Regions from separate parts of the Homo sapiens genome. Here region 2 is linked to region 1. Evidence: chromatin contacts called from ENCODE Hi-C or POLR2A ChIA-PET data. All regions are on one chromosome and are shown on one strand. The core of a region is the stretch at or near the end of the contact, and the rest is flanking DNA. Distances in the headings are between cores, read along the strand shown.

The links. Hi-C counts contacts between places; a loop is a spot of excess contacts on that map. ChIA-PET counts read pairs that join two places held with the same protein, here RNA polymerase II (POLR2A). Pooled maps may share reads with other maps.
Region 2: a loop to region 1 is called in a map of Caki2, with 4 times the contacts of the local background. The contact joins two enhancer-like sites. A Hi-C loop is called at or near these places in 2 of 168 maps with a recorded cell type or tissue (B cell and Caki2) and 2 of 50 pooled maps. POLR2A ChIA-PET finds 5 or more read pairs at or near these places in 3 of 52 experiments (OCI-LY7, PC-9 and activated B cell).

What each region holds. Positions count from the first base shown.
Region 1 is chr2:45,676,996-45,684,674 of GRCh38, reverse strand. The region is part of intron 1 of PRKCE (protein kinase C epsilon); the gene reads right to left. Among named protein-coding and RNA genes, the nearest start is that of PRKCE-AS1, 5.3 kb to the right of the region's middle. Within about 2 kb of position 2,819, at least 6 of the 41 ENCODE cell types and tissues checked have a DNase peak (open chromatin) inside an H3K27ac peak, as active enhancers do.
Region 2 is chr2:45,738,714-45,746,392 of GRCh38, reverse strand. All of the region lies in intron 1 of PRKCE (protein kinase C epsilon), which reads right to left. Among named protein-coding and RNA genes, the nearest start is that of PRKCE-AS1, 67 kb to the right of the region's middle. Within about 2 kb of position 2,577, at least 12 of the 41 ENCODE cell types and tissues checked have a DNase peak (open chromatin) inside an H3K27ac peak, as active enhancers do.

The DNA of each region.
Region 1 (7,679 bases), core at 1,570-4,069:
TGACTAGGCGCCCAGATGCAGGAAACCAGAAAGAGCAACTCAGCTTAGCCCTGTAGGTCACATGCCACTAGGGGGTTGTAAAATCAATATTGTAGGTCCAACCAACATTTTTTAAGTAAAATAATAGGTTATTAACATAGATCAAATGCCTCTCAATGTAGTGAGGGTAAGTGCTATTCCACTGCTCCTTATGGTGCATGCTATGCCGCAAGGCAGAATATATTTCCTATAGAGAGTCTAGGTCAGATATCTGAAAGCCCAGCCTTAGGCTTGACTGTGGTGTTCATGTGAGCACAGATGAAATAGCCCTGATCCTCCCCAGCGTCATTTCAGAATCATGCTTGCCTATCCCCCCATCTCCTCATGGTTTCTTCACCAGGAGCCAAGACCTTCTGGTTAATCAAAGAGGTCTAGATTCAAAATACAAATTTCCTGAAAAAGGGAATCCACTGCCTTATATTCACACTGGGTTCTAAATGGCCAACTTCAGAAGCTCCTGGGAGCAGGTTTCAATGAGGTAGAGAGACACCATCACCTCTCTGAATGCACAGGGGAAGAATAAAGAGACCTCCCCCTTGACTTGACAAGTTTTCCCACCTCTGGCATAATTTCTCACTCCCTCCTACCAGCAAACACCAAGTCAGCTGTGGTCTGAAGTTGTTTATGGTGTTCAGTGGCAAGGCAGTTTGAAACTTCCAGCTAATAAGTCCCTGGGTTGATGGTGAACTTAGCTTCCCACATTATTTCTGTCCCCCACCACAAGAAATGATTGAGAATTGGCTGCAAACTTAGCTGCCTATCAATGGATAATATATATCTAGCCAAGGGATGGAGAAACAGGAACATCTACCACCAAAGGCAGACACTGGATTCCAGTGGAGTATAGCTGGGAGGACGGAGCACACAAGACTGCCTGGGACCGTTTATCTTGTTATATTTTATCTTTTGTCATCAGTATACAGTTCCAGCTCTAATGACTTGTTCAAGGTAAGAAGATGTCTTCTGAACTTGCCATAAATACTGCTCCCGCAAAGCATTTCCCCCCAGCTCCCATGCAGCAGTCAGACTTCATTCCATCCTATCTCTCATTCTTTCCAACTAGAAGCAAAGGTACTTGAGAGCAAAATCCTTCAGCATCCTCTCCCTGCTGTCCTAAGCCCACAGTTGGGTCTAGAACTACTTGGCACCTTACTCCTCGGGGTATTACTTTTCTTATCTCATTTCCTCACTATTTCTGAGAAGGGCAAGACCTGCCAAGGAGACTGGGCCTGAAAATAGTTCTGCTCCTATGACGATTCCAAAGAAAGATGTCTCACATTTCCTAATGCCACTTGGCTGACTGCTTGAGGGGAAAAAATTGTCACAGTCTATGGGGGTGCTAATTAGCATCAATTAAAACTCAGCTAGCCTGCCCTGGCACTGAATTACCTGCAGGACTTGCTCAGTCCTTGTGAAAATCAAAGGGAAATCCAGAGACAAAGAGATTCTGCGGTGATAGGAATATCAACTTACTTTCCCCACTGAACATTTCAACCAACGCTTGGCTAGCCAGTATCCTTTCATTCAGGAAGTAAAATCTCTGCTGGATTTGTCAAGAGGATAAAATGCTCAAAGTTACTAAGGCCATTACAAACTATTCCCCCATTAAAAATAAATAAAAGACGTACAATATTCTTTTTTCGTAAAGAGAACTGAGGTGACTTTACAACTACATACACATAGCCTTCAATAAACAGGCTTTATTTCTTGCCTACTATATGCCAGGAACACCTCAATTTACCGTGGCAGAAAACTAGAATCTTGGCTGGGCGTGGCGGCTCACACCTATAATCTCAACACCTTGGGAGGCTGAGGTGGGTGAATCACCTGAGGTCAGGAGTTGAAACATGATGAAACCCCGTTTCTACTAAAAATACCAAAAATAGCCAGGCATGGTGGCACATGCCTGTAATCCCAGCTACTTGTGAGGCTGAGGCAGGAGAATTGCTTGAATCCAGGAGGTGGAGGTTACAGTGAGTGGAGATCGCGCCATTGCACTCCAGCCTGGGCAACAAGAGTGAAACTCCATCTCAAAAAGAAAATTAGCCAGGCAAGGTGATGTGTGCCTGTAATCCCAGTTACTTGGGAGGCTGAGGCCCAAGAGTCACTTGAACCCAGGAGGCAGAGGTTGGAGTCAGCCAAGATCGTGCCACTGCACTCCAGCCTGGTCAACAGAGCAAGATTCTGTCTCAAAAAAAATAAATAAATAAAAAATAAAACTAGAATCTCAAAGTTATCTGGGAACCAAACTACCCCCTTACCACCAGTGTGTTATTTCAAAAGTTCCTACCTCGTACTCTCAGACAGGCACCCTCTGTAAAATCGGTGCTCATCAAACATCATTTTGAAAAAGAAAATGAGTAAGAAATCATGTTATCTGTAAAAAATGAGTTAGAAATCATGTTATCTGAAAAAAAGAATAAGAAATCATATTATGAAGTTCAAACTTATCAAATTCTACACTTTAAATATGGGCAGTTTGTATGTCAGAGATGTCTCAGTAAAGCTGTTTGTAAAAAATTTAATAAGTTCATTTATGATTGTTTGGATAAACAACACTTATATTTTAATAAGCTTAAACACTACCATTTCATAATTAAAATAAAAACCAAGTTTACTGCCCATAAAGAGCACTGGTGAAGAATTTGAATGGCGAGGAGAACCCTGAGTCTGCACCACTGGGGCGGTGTGGCTGGGGAGGAGAAACAAATGCATGCAAAGGTTACTAATAACCCAAGACAGGATGTAATAAGTGCCAAATGAGTGACTCAGACAATACATGTCACAGGAGTAGTGACTGCTGACCATGCACTTAGTGAGCACCAAGCCAGGCTGCTGCTTTAATACAGGGCATGCATGCCTCTCACAGTCCTTGGGGTTTGGATTCCCACAGGCATTGTCTATTTGTGTCCACGCATGGGGAATGGCAGTTGCATTACCAAGAAATAGCCCCAGCTCTGGTCTCTCTGATCTCATCCACAGGCCCAGGTAGAGATAATCAGCAGAGCCAGATGAATTTCAGGAATATAATTTCAGATGAAACAGCTCAAGGAGTCAAGTGGGACATTAATCACAGGTGGAAGCACCAAAACCAAAACAATTTTGGCTGGCCTGTACTTAGGTGCATCATAAACGCCTACCTGGGTACTCTGACAACTTTTTCATGACTCAGTTTACAAATAGATATAATGGGACCATTTTCCAAATGGTGATTTTAAAATCACCTGGTTAAAATTTAGGATAACTACATTGCCCTAGACACTCAATCACAATTACTTCCCACCAGGAGGCTTATTATATTAAGAAAATGCTATGCCTTTTTTTTTTTTTTTTTTTTTTTTTTTTTTGAGACAGAGTCTTGCTCTGTCTCCCAGGCTGGAGTGCAGTGGGGTGATCTCGGCTCACTGCAACCTCTGCCTCCTGGGTTCAAGCGCTTCTCCTGCCTCAGCCTCCCGAGTGACTGGGATTACAGGTGCATGCTACCACACCCAGCTAATTTTTGTATTTTTAGTAGAGACGGGGTTTTAGCATCTTGGCCAGGCTGGTCTTGAACTCCTTATCTCATGATCCACCCACCTCGGCCTCCCAAAGTGCTGGGATTACAGGCGTGCGCCACCGCACTCAGCCCAAAAATGCTATGTCTTTAAATGACATGTATAGATTATAATACATAAGTTACTAGAGTTTTAAATCTCTAACCTCTAACACAGGGTCTGGTGGCCTGGAACACAGTAGGTAGTCAATAAACGTTGAATGAAGAGCAAATATCCTGTATAAGAACTTCAGGGTACCTAAGACAACTCTCTAATTGTTTTACATGTGTTCATCTGGTTTTTGTTAAAAGCATGTTGAGACAAACCATATGTTCTTATTTATCTTCACAAGTTGAAAGGTATAGGCTATTGGAAAGACTCTACAATAGGTGCATTTGTTAAAAAGGCTTTTCTGCTCTCTTAAAGACCATTTAACAGCAAGACATCTTGGCCATATATGTATGTATATATCTGAGAGTCTGTGAGTTTTAGCCTACTGGCAGAAGTCGGCTGGCCTTTATCAAGCCTGTTTTTATCTTACTTTCCCCGTTTGGTTCACCATGTCGCAAGCATGTAAACAGTCCAACTTTAAAGTTTAACCCTGGGCACCATAAAACTAACAGTTAAAGAAACAAGTTTGCGCCTAAAAGGCCAAAATAAGCATCCCCACCACAGGTTAGCGAATATTTAGGTTATCAGAAGTGTAATTCTCTTTTTCCATTCTCACACCCTGCAGAGGGGAAAGAAGGGGGCACACAGAGCGGTTGTATGCTTATTCCATCCAATCAGCACTAACAAACTAACATCTCCTAACTTGGCAAGAACCAGTCTTGCTGCTAGACCTCCTAAGATTGCTGGTGTCCACCACTGAAATCCAACAAAGTTATTAACCTCTGGAGGTTTAGAACACCAATATCAAACCATCATGTCATTATTTGTCTAATGACATCTATTGTTTCTAGAATAGCTAGCCCTGGTCTGTGAATGGTAGCCTCAAATCTGTACCCTCACTCTTTATCCCAATAAACCTGTTCATCTCTGAATGTTTCTCTTTACCTCTCTTGTTTAATAGTTATCATCTCCCTCAAATGCTCTACTAATACAGAAATGTGCTAAATCTCTTCCCAGATCTAACATCATGAAATAAAATTATGGAGACAGGGCAGAGCCTAGGTTTAGAAGAGAGACTTCTCATGCCCTTTGCTCTACAAGGACTTCACCTTCATGTTGCATGGTCCTTTGGGCAGGCCCGGAAGAGCCAAGCTGAACCAGTCCTCTCTACCCTAGCTGGAGGGAACACAGAAGAAGGAAGGCAAAGTGCCTACAGAGGTCAATCAACACCACTACAGCAGGGCCCCACATACACCCGCAGACTACAGGCTCCCTGTTCTTGGTGGACATCAGCTCCCCATATCCCCTCTTCTTGTAAGTGTTCCACATGCACCCACTCTGTGCATTATCCCGATCCACCCCATCATTCAAGTTCTACTGCTACTGAAAAGGCTTCATAACTATTACAACCTGTACACCCATGAGCTTGACCTCCTTAGATCCACAGTACTTCCTGTCCATATTGTCTACTTGGCACTTATTATAAACAGACTTAGATTTTAATATATATGGACTTTATTTTCCCTGTTAGATTGCAAACTGAGGGCAGAATTATTTTCTTTAGCCCAGTATCACCTTTCACAGAGTATATATGCTATAAAAATTTGTGAATTGATGTGGAATAAAGTGAAGTAAGACACATTGCTTTCTCCAGTATAGCTCTTAGAGGGAATAATCTCAATCTTAGTGGAAATAATTAGGCTTCCAATACTGTGTATTCTTTTGAGTATATGTGTGCCTGTAGTTTCGTGTTTACAGCAAAGTACTATGCATGGAAGTCCTGGGGCAGATTCTATTGCAGCCACACTGCCATTCTGCTGCTTGCATATTTATGAAAAATTATCCTTTCAGGATGAAATTTTCCATGACTGGCTTCGGATCCAAAAGAAGGGTGTTTCTCTCTCTTTTCTATTCTTTTGGAAAATTTGAACAATATCCAGTCAGCCATGTAGAAGTTGGGCATTAGTGAAAAAAACAATGACATGTTTTGTCTTTCAAAATCAATGTAAGCCTTTCTTTTGCGTGACCAATTAAAAAACAACTAACTTCAAAATGAGAAACCTTCCACTCGTCTAGGCCTCAACAAGGATGAACCTGAGTGATAGTAGAAGTTAATGGAATGGAAACAGAACACAAACAAAATGAGTATGTATCTCTTCATTATACTTGCTTTAAGTTTCACAAATTCCCAAAGTTGTGTGCCTCTTCCCATGACTTCTAAAATTGAAAAATGTAATGTATTTATGAAATCAGAGTCCATCGAGGCTGAGCTAAAGCTCAGAGAAATGAAAAAAAAAAATCCAGATAATTACATGATAAACTTCTGGACAGTAAATAATTTATTTATCTTGAAAGAAAGGTTCCCTCCAAATTTTTCTCAAAATAGAGTCGTTTGCCTTCTAACCTCTTATCTATAAAATGTCCTCACATGATATTAGTTTTAATACACTAAATCAGGCGTGCACGTTCATTCTATGCCCTTACAACTGAAAAAAAGTTCGGAAATGACTGGTTACCTTAACCAGCAAAAGCATTTTTAGTTTGCCAACAGCAGTTGCAAGACAATTGCAATCTGCAGAAGACAACATTGGAGAAATTTTTTAAACCTGATCCCTCACTAATGTTACCAAAATTATATATCACAACCAGTAACAAATGCCAAAATAAAATTTAAATTCTTAACTTTGGTTTCTTTGATTCTTTTAATTAAATAAAAGACATTGTAAGAATAGTTTACATTATATAAAAACAGCATCATACATCCTGAATGCATTTGAAATGGGTAGAACATTAAAGGTTTAAAAAAGAAAACCCAAAATTTCAACATGCAATATGTATTCACATATGCACACAACCAGCTCTCAAGAAACCAAAAAGAAATTGGTGAGAAAGGCAGAGAAACCAAGTAAGTATAAATTCCCATGTGACCACAAAGTTTTCCCCCTGGCTCGGTGTAGAACCACCAACTTCTTCGATTGGGTTCTAAAAGGTTCCTCAGCTCCATGTAAAATCAAGTTGATATTTACATCACAGTGGCAGACAAAAGGGCAGGGAAAGCTACTGATATGCTCCTACCGGTTCCCACTACCCCTTCAGAACTTCCGTGGTGTCCTGGCCTTTCCATCGTCTTTTTCACTGCCCATCTGAAGCGGTTGTGTCTCTGAAACAGAATTTTCCACAACGATCTAAAGCAATTGCCTTTTAAGCCAGAGCCCACCCAGCAAATAACACCCGACCACAAGCCAGAGTATCTTTACCAGGCTAAATACCTAAAGCAGTTTCCTAATGTTCTAATCCATGTCTAGTCCATCCCACAGGGTGATACAATTTGAATCTGATCAGGTTATTTCTCTGCTTAAAAAACCTTCACTGCTTTGGGAGGCCGAGGCGGGTGGATCATGAGGTCAGGAGATCGAGACCATCCTGGCTAACAAGGTGAAACCCCGTCTCTACTAAAAATACAAAAAATTAGCCGGGCGCGGTGGCGGGCGCCTGTAGTCCCAGCTACTCGGGAGGCTGAGGCAGGAGAATGGCGGGAACCCGGGAAGCGGAGCTTGCAGTGAGCTGAGATTGCGCCACTGCAGTCCGCAGTCCGGCCTGGGCGACAGAGCGAGACTCCGTCTCAAAAAAAAAAAAAAACAACAACAACAAAAAAAAAAACAAAAAAAAAACCTTCACTGGCTCCTCCATAACCCTCAGAATAAAGCCCAAATTCAAGAGTTGCTATCCACCTAAAGTGGCCTCTCGTGATTCCAGGGTTAAATCGGAAAGAAGGAAGGAAGCAGGGAGGGAGGAGGAGAGGGAGGAAGATCAATGGCAGCTGACAAAAAACAGCTTACTTGTCCCCATGCCCCCAACCTACTCCCACCCCCCACAGTACTTCGCAGTAGTCACATTAAACTGTCTCCAGTTTCTCCTTTCAGGTCTCTGCTGAAATGTCGCCTTCTCCCAAAAGCCTTCCCCAACTCCCCATGTCTAGTTTGGGGCCCTTTTGGG
Region 2 (7,679 bases), core at 1,328-3,827, 62 kb before region 1:
AACAGTGAGGACCAGAAAGGCTGCAGGAGGAGCAGATTTGGGAAGGAAAACCGAGTTTGGTTTTGGACATCTGAGGTGTGAGAAGCCTATTAGATACCCAGAGAGTTGGATATACCTCTGAGGTTTAGAGGAGTGATTTGGACAGAAGTGAAAATTCCATAATTATCAATATATAGGAATCATTTAAAGGTATGGGACTGAATATAGCTGATAGCTTTCCCTACAAATACAAATGAAAACTGAAAGAAAGCAAAACAACGAAGGAGGGAAGGGGCAGGGAAAAGGAGGGGAAGGAACATCTCGGAAAGCAGAGACAGATACTTAGGATTGCTGCCTAACTTCCTTCAGTTCCACTGTCTGATTTCTTTTGGCTATCACTTGTAGGCGTGTGATAATTAACAAGCTAATTTACAAAAAAAGAAAAAACATCTTAGCATGGTAAAAGTCCAGAGGCTTGTGACGACATCTATAATGACCTATTAGGCCATCCATTTAAATTAGTGCAGTGACCCAGGGCTAGAAAGAATTCAACTACGGTGGAAAAGAAATTCGATGCTGAACAAACTGAAATACAGAAACTGGAACGCTGATATTGTCTGCTTTCCCCACCTCACCACTGTTCAGATACTGAGGACACACTCAGGGGCTGGTCCACACGTATTATCCCTATCGGTGGTCTCCCTTAGGCTAGTCAGGGCCCAACTCTCCACCTCCCAGGCATCTCATTAGCCGCCAGATGCCAAATTAACTGGGATTAAAAGTAAAGTTATAATTTTTTTAACACCCCATACCCAGCTCCATTTGGGAGTGGTTATCTGTGCAGACCATAAACACAGAGAAGCAAAACCTCCACATGCTTTCGTTTCAACAAGAAAGCAAGCTTCCTGGAATGACAGCCAGGTAGAGATCAGGTCTCCCAAGGGCAGAGCGAGTGATGTGGGTGGGGCAGAGGGGACGAAATGTTGTTGAGAACAGGGATGAGAAAGCGAAGCACAACAGAGCAGATAGGGAAAGAAGCCTCCCCAGGGTGACTAAGTTCCAGGCAAAGTTCTGGAGGCACTGCAGGGAAAGTTGGGGTGGGCCTGTCAGGGCAGTGAGACTAAGGTATCTGTGTCCCGGGCCTCCTCTCCCCACCAGGCACTTGCTCTCCACCACCATCTGTCTCAGTCGCTGCAGGAAGGAGGGGAATACACAGAATTGAATGGTTTGCAGGACCCGCATGACAGACAGGGACAATTGTAAGATGGAATTGATCTCAGAGTCCCCAGAAAACAGCCTTCCCTGTCCCTTCAAACTCCCCTCACTCCCTGCCTCCCCATAGCACCCCAAGCAATTGTCTAAAATTCTACTCAGGGCTGTTCATTCCTTTGGGTTAAAGCAGAGGGCATATCAGAGTCATCTGGAGCACTTGGAAAAATACAGATTTCAGAGCACCACAAGAGACTCACAAATCAGAATCGCCAGGATTGAAAAACTAGGCAAATGGCTGGGTGCGGTGGCTCACGCCTATAATCCCAGCACTTTGGGAGGCCAAGGCAGGTGGATCACTTGAGGCCAGGAGTTTGAGATCAGCCTGGGCAACATGGTGAAACCCTGTCTCTATTCAAAATACAAAAATTAGCCAGGCATGGTGGTGCACACCTGTGGTCCCAGCTATCTAGGAGGCTGAGGAAGGAGAATCGCTTGAGCTCTGGAGACGGAGGTTGCAGTGAGCCGGAGACGGCACCACTGCACTCCAGCCTGGGTGACACAGCGAGACTCTGTCTCCAAAAGAAAGAAAGGAAGGAAGTAAGGAGGAAAGAAAGAAAGAAAAAGAAAGGAAGGAAGGAAGGAAGGAAGGAAGAAAGAAAGAAAGAAGGAAAGAAAAAGAAAGAAAGAAAGAAAGAAAGAAAAGAAAGAAAGAAAAAGAAAGAAAGAAAGAAAGAAAGAAAGAAAGAAAGAAAGAAAGAAAGAAAGAAAGAAAGAAAGAAAGAAAGAAAAGAAAAGAAAGAGAGAAAGACCAGGCAACTGGGTTTTTAAAGTTACTTTATGTGATTCTGATGTGTGGCCAGAATTCGGAGAAAAACATTGCCTTCTCTAGGAAATTTTTTGGAAAACAATACCTACACACACTCTACTTGATAGTCCTAATAACATCCACTACCATTGATTGAGAGCTTCCTGGCTTCCTGTGCCTGAGCTACGAATATTACGCATATTGTATCTATTATGTCTCATGACAAACAACAGGGTTGGTGTTATTATTCCCATTTGACAAGGACACTAAGCTCAGAAACATCAAGCAAGAAAGACAAAGTTACTCAGCTTGTGGTGGTCCAGGATTTGAACCCAGTACTCTCTGCCTTTCTCCCATACATCATTTTTATTAGATGCATTATCTGGAAAAAAAAAAAAAAAACACACAACGGCCAAATCTACAATCTACTTAGCTCCCGGGAGGCAGGCTCCTTCCTGTACACTCAGGTCTGTTCGCCCTTCACCAGGCCTGGGGATGAGGTCATGCTGGTGCTTGGGCCATCTCTGACCAGGCCAGTTTCCTATTTCTAGGGCCCAAGAGCCAACAGAACATCTGTAGGAACCAGAGCCGGAATCAAGCTCTCTGTGGAGTCTGCTAATGTGGATGTGTTGGCTCAAAGTATCTGGACTAAACACAGTCTTAAAAACCTCCTGCTTAGGGCAAGGTTTTGAAAGAAGCAGTCGGGGGAAAAGATACCCACGCCCACAATACGGATGTGAGGAATAAGTAAATGTACACAGATGTGGCCAGGCAGGGCGGGATCTGAAAGATAAACCAGAGTTGGCTCAGTGGGAAGGGATGAGCTAACTTCCTACATCAGCTCCCCCTGGTTCCTTTCTCCGGAGCAACTTCAAAGGCAAAAAAGCATCAAGTCTACTCTCGAAAGCTCCTGGGCCTCTCTCGGTGAGGGGTGGGAAATAGCTGGAGAGAAAGACTTCCATCAGGTGGCTCCTGGCTATTTTTCTTCAACTTTATTGAGGTATAATTGACAAAAAGTGTTTACATTCAAGGTGTACACCGCGATGTTTTGATATAAGTGCACATTGTGAAGTAATTACCACAATCAAGCTAATTATCATATTCACCTCACCTACTTTTTTGTATGGTGAGTATAGTTAAGATCCACCCTCTTGGCAAATTTCAAGAATACAACACATTATTATTAACTGCAGTCATTATGCTGTACATTAGGTTTCCAGAACTTATTCATCTTATAATTGAAAGTTTGTGCCCTTTGACCAACATCTCCCCATTACCCTCACTCCCCACCCAGCCCCTGGCAACCACCATTCTATTCTGAGTCTGACTTGTTTTGATTCCACATATAAATGAGATCATGCAATATTTATTTTTCTATGACTGGCTTATTTCATTTAGCCTAATATCCTCAGGGTTCAGCCATGTTGTTGCAAATGGCAGGATTTGCTTCTGCTTTAAGGCTGAATAATATTCCATTTTTAAAATCCTTCCATCTGTCAACAGACACTTAGGTTGTTTCCATATCTTGGCTACTGTAAATAATGCTGCAGTGAACACGAAAGTGCAGATTTCTCTTTGAGACAGTGATTTTATTTCCTTTGGATACACACCCAGAAGTGCGATTGCTGGATCATAAGGTCATTCTCTGATTTTTAAAGGAACCTCCATACTGTCTTTCATAATGGTTGTACCAACTTACATTATCACCAACAATGTAAAGGGATTCCTTTTTCTCCACATCCTCACCAACATGTTATCTCCACATCCTCACCAACATGCAGTATTATCTTTTTGATAATACTGATTCTTACAGGTGTGAGGTGATAGCTCATTGTGGCTTTGATTTGCATTTCTCTGATGATTAGTGATGTGGAACACCCTTTCATATACCTGTTGGTATATGTCTGTCTTCTTTGGAAAAATGTACATTCAAGACTTTTGCCTAGTTTTTTTTTTTTTCTTTTTAGAGATAGGTTCTCTGTCACCCAGGCTGGAGTACAGTGGCATGATCATAGCTCATCGCAGCCTTGAAATCCTGGGCTCAAGCAATCCTCCTGCCTCAGCCTCCCAAGTAGCTGGAATTATAGGTGCAAGCCACCTTTTGCACAGGTTTTAATCCAGTTGTGTGGTGTTTTTTTTTCTATTGAGTTATGTAAGTTCCTTATATATTTTGGATAGTTACCCTTATTGGATATATGGTTTGCAAATATTTTCTCCCATTCTGTGGGTTTCCTTTTCGTTTTGTTGATTGTTTTCTTTGCCGTGCAGAAGCTTTTTAGTTTGACATAGTCCCACTTGTTATTTTTGCTTTTGTTGCCTGTGCTTTTCGTGTGATATCCGAGAAATTCCCAAGAATGAGATGGAGAGCACCTGGAAGCAAGAACACAGAAAGCCCACACTCTAACCACAGCCTGCCTTCCTACATCCCTTGCAGCATAGGACACACAGTCAAGTGCCCTCAGGCTGACCAGGTAACAAGCATTACAGGGGACTTCCGCCCTCTTTAAAGGAGAGACCCTGGGTAACCCATGGCCTTCTGGTAGCTCTCCACATGCCCACTGAGAGGACTGTGCTGGAACAGAGAAGACCTGTTGAGCTTCTCTGGTCACCCAGTGGTCATGCTGGCAGCTTTCCTGGGTAATCCAGCACAGGCTGTACTAGCCTTGCACCACCCCTTGAACCTTCCCTTCCAAGACCACAGCCCGCAGCCTGTCAGCAGTACCTTACAGCCTGGGCACAGGCCCAAAACTTGCACATGCCCAAAACGTGCACATGCCCATCTGCCAGGCTGAGCCGGCAAAGGCTCCAATCTGATTGGTAGAAACTGGCTGAGGACCGTGTCAGACGTGGAGAACAGACCTCGTTCCACCAGAGCATTGCTGGTTTCTCCCAGAAGAACCTTGGCTCTCTGTCTGCCAGGCCCCATTCTGGTGCTACTGGCCCCAGGAAGATTCTGATATTTGTCCCCAGTCGGCCCAAGACCCTGTCTTACTGCCTACAACTGACAGGGTGTTTTATGCAACTTTAAGGCCAGAAAGTGTCAGATCTGGGTGTGCTGGAAGCAAACTATAAACAACCATGAGGAAAAGATTCTCAGAAACTTTGTTACAGCTGTTCAATTGGATATTCCAGCTCATCAAAAATATCCCCTCATTGCTGAACATACAAAGGTCCACCCTGGCTCCAGATCTTACCTACAGCCTAAGACTGCTTCCATAATTACAGACTCCTTTACAGGCACCGATAGAAGCAATCACATTTGGGATCCCCGAAGCCAGCATTCAAATGTATCAATTCCACTAAGGAAATTTCCGCATTTAATTTTAGCAACTGGTGAGCAACCTTTTTAATTTTTTCACAAAAAGATCATTTCAGAAAAAATAAAAGTGTTTGCATCTTATATAGAGAGATTTTTTCATCAGATGTTTTATATCAGAAAATGTAATATCTACAATGGAAAGTATTTATTACCTCCATGTCAGTAAAGACTTTCACTGAGCAGAAGGCTACTAAAACTTCACAAACCACTCTGTAATCTGCATGTTATACAGTATCTCCTTGTAATACTGCACTTTCAAACAACTGTGGTCTGAGATGAACCCAGGTAGAATCAGAATGAGGCAGGGAGAGACTGAAACATTTGGGAGTGTAGTGTTCGAAGTGAATAACCAGACATGAATGAAAAAGGAAAATGCTCAGATTGTAATGAGATGAGCTAGAAGTAACTAGGGAGGAGTTTGAGAGAATGGGGAATACAAAAACTGGAATGGAAAAGACTGAAAAGTCAGGCCCCTGGGGAGATTCCTGGAGCTGAGGATGCTCTGTTTGAGGAGGGCTTGCAATGGGCAGGGGGAAGGGTGCGTCCAAGTGGGGCCTAAAGAACGTGTCAGGTGGTTGGGGAGGGAGAGGAGTGAGGGGGAAAGAGCATAAAGGAGAAACAATGCTGAACCCTGAATGCCAGACTTTTCCTCTCCCCTTCCAGCCTATCAACTGGCTAGGAAGGATCATTCTTGCTACAGAATTGGAGTGGAGATAATGATGCTTCCTCCTGAATATTGCCCTAAGCCCTCTGCCTCCATCCCAGATTCCCACATTCCCTAGGGACTCCTGACTAAGCCCAAGGAAGGAGAGTTAGGGGCACAGCTTCACTGCTCCAGTCAGATAGTGGCAGCAGCATAAGGGCCACTGGTTTACTCAGTTCAGGGACAACTTGTTCATTTTCCAGTGAATAAGTCCTTTTTTTTTTTTTGAGATGGGGTCTCATGTTGCCCAGGCTGGTCTTAAACTCCTGGGCTCAAGTGATCCCCCAGCCTCAGCCTCCCAGGTAGTTGGGGCTATAGGCACAAGCCACCATGCCTGGCTGACAGCCAATTATTCTTGAATGAATCTAACACTTTGTGGTTTCTTGTTCTTGATATTAGATTATGGTGTATCTCAAAGCTACTTAGTTCATCACAGCTACAGTATTGATGCTCATTAAGATGCAAATCCCATTGTCAAACAGGCCTAAAGAGGATTTAAGGTTTTTTGTTGTTTTTATTCAAGTATAATTTACATACTGTGAAATTTTCCCTTTTTAGTGTAGAGTTCTGTGGATTTTGACAAATATATACAGTCTTGTAACCACCACCACCATCAAGATCTAAACAGTTCATGCCTCAAAAAATTCCCTGGGCCCCTTTGTACTCAATCTTGTACCCCCACCCCACTCCTGGCAGCCATTGATCTATTTCCTAACCCTAGAATTTTGTCTTCTCCAGAGAGCCACATACATGAGATAATACAGTATATAGCCTTTTCAGTCTGGCTTCTTTCACTGAACATAATTTTTTTTATATAAACGTCAGGTTTTTAAAAAGGAAGGGAGGAAACAGAATTTTAAGAGACTGGACATTAGATGAGTCTTCAGAATTAGCTGAGTCCTCTGCAGGCTGTAAAAGGGTACAGAAAAAGGAAAGTTGAAACCCCAAATATACAATCTGTTCCCTTTGCGACTGAGTCAACAGCTGCCCCTAAACTCAAAAAAGGGCTCACACAGGGACACTCTTGGTCACAAGACAGGCACTTCAGTCTTCTGTGTGATCTTAGAAAAGTCACTTAGCTTTTCCAAGGCTCATAATTTTCTCCTCTGTCCAATGATGTCCAGACCCAGCCACAGCAGTGGACCAAAGACGGGCCTTCCCAGTGACTTCTGCTAAAGCTACCAGGAGAGATACCCTCTCGTATCATTCTGTAGGTTCCTAAAATATTAATAGTTGAATTTAAGCCTGGAGAGGCTGGTGGCCATTTGTGCCACCACTTGGGAAGATCTTGTCTGAGAATACAGCCAGCCAGAAGACAGCAGCCTGGAGGGACAATGACAGCAATATGATGACTTCATATGAGCACTGTCATCCCACTTTGCTTCCATCTATCCTTGGACTGGTACATGAACCAACACTGCCCCTTAATTTGCTTAATAAAAATAATGCATGAACTACCTATTACTTTGAAGTGTGGTGAAGATCACGAAATAACAGCTGTGATTGAGCCGTGTAAAAACTACATAGCTGTTGGATATTAAAATTCATCTATTTCAGTCTCTAGAAACATGCTTTCCAATCCTGTACTTTTAAGAGCTGTCATATCTTAATGCCCAATAACTGTAAGGTTAAAAGCAAAACACTTAGGCCATATATGACAA